Linked DNA regions of Homo sapiens: region 2 is linked to region 1. A link is a loop called in an ENCODE intact Hi-C map of the cell type or tissue named here. Cell type or tissue: heart right ventricle. All regions are shown on one strand.

What was found. Hi-C counts contacts between places; a loop is a spot of excess contacts. Peaks named below come from ENCODE experiments on the same cell type or tissue, not always from the same donor. Only the 100,000 strongest peaks of a DNase experiment are listed, where the experiment ranks them.
Region 2: a loop joins it to region 1, with 4 times the contacts of the local background. A loop is called at or near these places in 17 of 110 quality-filtered maps.

The regions. Positions count from the first base shown.
Region 1 is chr6:162,176,657-162,179,156 of GRCh38, forward strand. All of the region lies in intron 4 of PRKN (parkin RBR E3 ubiquitin protein ligase), which reads right to left. Among named protein-coding and RNA genes, the nearest start is that of LNCR-SMAL, 57 kb to the right of the region's middle. In heart right ventricle, a CTCF peak has its summit at 1,304 (motif pointing right); a DNase peak (open chromatin) is centred at 1,272; H3K27ac peaks cover 1,526 bases.
Region 2 is chr6:162,731,115-162,733,614 of GRCh38, forward strand. The region is part of intron 1 of PACRG (parkin coregulated); the gene reads left to right. Among named protein-coding and RNA genes, the nearest start is that of PACRG, 4.4 kb to the left of the region's middle. In heart right ventricle, no CTCF peak of the experiment used is centred here; no DNase peak of the experiment used is centred here.

The DNA.
Region 1 (2,500 bases):
TCGACAGGTGACTACATGAAAATATTTGTATATGATGATACCATAAATAAAAAACAGCAGACAGTGGAAACTGATAGACTAGAACAATATACATGCGACTCCCACAGTAGAGAAAAGGTTACTATCTGCCATAAATACGGCTTACACTGTGATTTGAAAACCCTACCTAATGTATGGGAGCAGAGAGAAATGCTCAATAAACAGATGAAACAAAATTTAAGTTACAAGAATATTTTGTTTTGGCTAATCAGACTCTGAACACAATGAAATTCCTTTTTTTTTTTTTTGGGAAAAGGAGTCCTTTCATAAAATGAAAGCAAAAGTGTGAATTATTACAGCCTGAAATTAAGGAAATAAGTATAAGGACATATATTTTACTCACACACAAAAAAATAAATAAATGCATATAAATATGTATACCCCTATTCACTGGATTGCTGTATATAGTCACACACACACATGCACAGGCACTCACACCAAAATCTAGAAATATCAGTAACAAATCAATAGGCAAATGTTTAAATCAAAGCCATTGCAGCAGAGCATAGAATATTATGCAGTCATAAAAAATTTTTAAAAATAGAACTATAAAAATTACCTTTGAGAGAATGGCTATAAATGATTAAGAGAAACAAATTCAGAAGAAAAAAGAAAAAACTTATTTCTATGTGTGAGTGTGAATGCATGCCAGAGATATCAGAAAGGATTTTCACTAAAATGGTTAGCAATGCTTGTATCAGCGGTTTCTACCTCACCTTTTTTATATTGGTTAAGTGTTATATAATGAGAGTGCATTGCATTATTTGTCACATAAAATTTAATTTGAAAGCTATTTCATTGCTAAAAGGCACTGGTATAACTATAACTTATTTTTCTCATTTAAAAATATTCTATCAAAATAACATAGTGCTTCCACCAGGTGTGTGTCAAAAAAAGAAAAACAACAATTACTAATGCCTATCATTTAAAAGGACTTTGATATAATTAAGCGAAAAAAAAAATAAAAGCAAAGCACGTTCTCTTTGTGCCTTCCAACTACACCAAGAATACAACAAAGACGGCAGAAGTTTGTCTGTACATTTAATAAAGAAAACAAATTAAAGAGAGTGCTTTGCACTGGGACATTTGAATCCAGTGGCAGCTGCCAGATTAAAAAAATAAATAAAGAGCCATAGATCAAGCTGCAGCTGCGTGCCTCCAACTCACTCCGCAGCACAGGCCCAAAGCCATTGTCAGTGCCCCCGGATGTGTGGGTGTCCTTCATTTCTCTTTGAATGTGGCCAGGCCTCTTGAAGGAGAACACTAGGTGGCATGCCTACCAAGCTCTGAAACACCATTAACCACCAGGAAAAAATGCGATTAGGATTCTATTTGGAGATCATATTTTCCCCTGTAGGCTAAGGAGGCATTCTCTAACACTGACAGGCTCTGAGTCTCTTTAGCCAGAAAATCAAAAAGTTTCTGTGAAGCCACTAGGTAGGACTTTTAGAAATAGAGTCGCTACATCCTCTAGGCTCCTGGGAAAGAACCTGTAGCTGAATTATTTTTGTGGGTCATCCGTAAAATGTTAATTGTGGATTGTCAAACCCTTACTGCAGAGAGGACTTTCACAGAAACAGTTCTATTTCTGATAAATCAATTTTAGCAGAAGAGTCTCTTTTGACATGCTTAATTCAATGAGCAAATTGTAATGGGCCTATCCCTTAAGACACTGGTGTTTGTGTGTTTGGGAGTGTTCGCTCAGCAATCTTGGCCCTGATGCTGGGGGAATTTGAACCTGACAGGCCCAGAGGATGGGGCCAGCCCCTTTCCCTGGCCTATGGCTCCGGTGCTCCAGACACACACACCTGAGCTACCTCCCTTAAAGGTTGGAGGTCAATTAAATCCCTCAAGTACCTACTACCAAGCTATTTGTTTAAAGACTATTTTGGCCATTTTTTTGATCAGTAGGATATTGTCACGTGCTGCCAAAGTGCTGCAGGTGGACATGTTTGTGTGTTCTGAAGGACTTACATCATCCTGCAATGGTCAGCTTTATGACACAAAGAATGAGTGATAACTCAGTCTTCTCAGTTTTGTGTCGTTTGTGGTTTTGTTTGTGTTTATTTCTTTCCCTATCTGGGGTAAAAGCCTCAGTCCCTGATTCAGCAGCTTTCTATCTAGGTGTCTGATTTACTGAATTGCATCATCTCTTCCTCATCAGTGTTTTCGCTTGTTTGCTTGTTTGTTTTGAGTCAAGGGCTCTCCGTCTGTCACTGAGGCTGAGTGCAAGTGGTGCGATCACAGCTCGCAGCAGCCTCAAACTCCTGGCCTCGAGCGATCCTCCCACCTTTGCCTCTTGGGTAGCAGGGACTACAGGTGTGTGCCACCACACCTGATGCCTGGCTAATTTTTAAAATTTTTTTCGTAGAGACGGAGTCTCACTATTTCCCAGGCTGGTCTCAAACTTCTGGCTTCAAGCAACGCTCCTGCCTCGGCCTCTCGAAGTGCTGGGATTACA
Region 2 (2,500 bases), 550 kb after region 1:
GGAATAAATAATTTTTTTAATATTAAAGGTTGAGTATTCCTATTCCAAAAGTCTGAAACCTGAAGTGGTCCAAAATACAAAACTTTTTGAGTGTTGACATTACACTCAAAGAAAACTCTTTTGAGCATTTTGGATTTCAGATTTTCAGAACTGGCGTGACCATCAGTATATAATACAGATATAGTCAGCTCTTTGTACAGATTCTGCCTCCATGGATTCAACTAACCTTGGATTGAAATGTTTGGGATAAAAATTTTATCTGTATTGAACATGTACAGACTTTTTTTTTTGAGTCATTATTCCCTAAACAATAGAGCATAGCAACTATTTATGGAGCATTTATATTGTTTTAGATATTATAAGTAATATAGACATGATTTAAAGTATATAGGTAGAAATGTGTAGGTTACATACAAATACTACGCCATGTTATATCAGGGACTTGAGCATCTGAAGATTTTGGTATCTGCAGGAGGTCCTGGAAACAATTCCTCATGGAGACTGAGGGATGACTGTATTCCAAATTTGAACAAAAAACAAAAACAAATCCAAAACACTTCTGGTCCCAAGCATTTCAGATAAGGGATAGTTCAACCTATACTTTACATGTATAGTGTGTTTTATATTTACCAATCATGTGCTCATTTAACACGTAGTGGTAATCATCAATATTTATAAATTATATATTAAAATATTAATTTGGCTTCTGTAACACTGACCAAATAACAATAGCTTAATTAAGATGGAAGTTGTTTCTCTCATAATAGAAGTTCAATTTTGTAGGCAATCCCAGGAGGTTGGGCAGCATTCCCCATGAGGCAGGTGCAGGGGCATAGGAGCATGTTTGTTCTTTGCATCCTGTAAAATGACACCTGAGACAAGGGGGGCTCGAGACCACCAGGGTCAAATACCTGCCCTCAAGAAGGAGGAAAGTGGAAGCAGAGAGCTTCCCATTATGTGCATGACCCAGACACAGCACCCCACTTTCATTCTCATCCAACTGGCCAGAACCTAGTAATAAATACACCTACATTTTCCCTTTTTGCAAAAGCCTATGAAAGCTTGACCCATGAAGCAACTCCCAAGCCCACGTACCTGTCTCCTCAGGAAAAGGATGAAGGAAGCTATGTAGTTCCAAAAGGGCATCATCTCCAACACCTACTTCAGGTGGAGGAGAGAAAAATGGGTATGGAGCAATCTGCAAGAATGAGGCAGGAAGAAATGAAGAGCAAACAGCTTCACTATGAGGGCATGTCCCAGAAACAGCAATCCTCACTCCTGCTCAAATCCATTGCCAAAACCTAGTCTTATGGCCACAGCTAGTTGCAAGAGAGGCTGGGACATGTAGTCTTTAACTGGTAGCTCTGTGTCCGGCTCAAACTCACAATGTTTTATTACTGTAGCCAAGGAATATTGGGGGATAATTAGAAGTGTCTAGCTCCAGTGCTAAATGTGCTACATTATTAGTGAAGAAAAGGAGAGAGACAAGTAAAATAATTACAATACAAATAAACAGATGTCTCTGGCAGAGAAGTACTAATGATGAAGGGACCAAGTGGCGATGAACTAATGGGTGCCCTCATCACCTTTTGTCTAGGCTTGTACAATATCATCCACCTATCAATTGGTTGACTCCCTCAATCAATTATCAGTACAATTACACTAATCTTTCTGGTACAATGTTCTGCTCCTATCACTATTCAGAGCTTTTGGAGCTTCCCAATTCTTATAGAAAAAAAGTCAAGATACTTCCCCAGGGCCAGCAAGGTCTTGTGTGATCTAATCCCATTCTGTGTTCTAAAATTTCATCTCCCACTGTTCTCATTTGCTTCAGTCAATCTGAACCAAGGAAATAAACTCATATTCTTTATTTTTGTGTTTCTGTTTATGTTGTTCCCTTTGCTCGAACACCCTTCTCCCTACATATCTGCATATACAAATTCATTCTATCATCAGGTAACACATATCTATTGATCACAGACTATGTGCAAAGCACTGTTTTAAATGCTAGGAATTTAGCAGTCAGCAAAAGACAGAACACATGCTGTCAAGAAGCTTATATTTTTGTGGCCAGCAAAATGCCAACTGCTTTAAGAAGACTTCTTTAATTCTCCCTTCCTGTCACCCACATAGAAAGTTATCCTTTATTCATTGTGTTCTACTTTGTATTATGGTCATTTCTGCTCATGTTTTATCTCCTTATGTAAATTCTCCGTGAGGGCAGTATCCACATCTAAGTCACTTTTTAATCTTAACCAGAACCTAACAGTGTATTCAATAAATATTTGATGAATGAAGGAAAGCAATTCTACCCTTTCTTCTTATCTCATATTCTCCTACTTTCTTATTATAATTGTTATTTGTCTCTATTTTGAATTTTTTTAAGCCATCCTCTCTAATTGTGGAGCCCAGAAGCTCCCTTTAAAACTTGAGAAGGCCGAATCATGGCATTCGTCACCTCAACCCCTCAGGTGGCTCCCTGCCTCACTCAGAGTAAAAG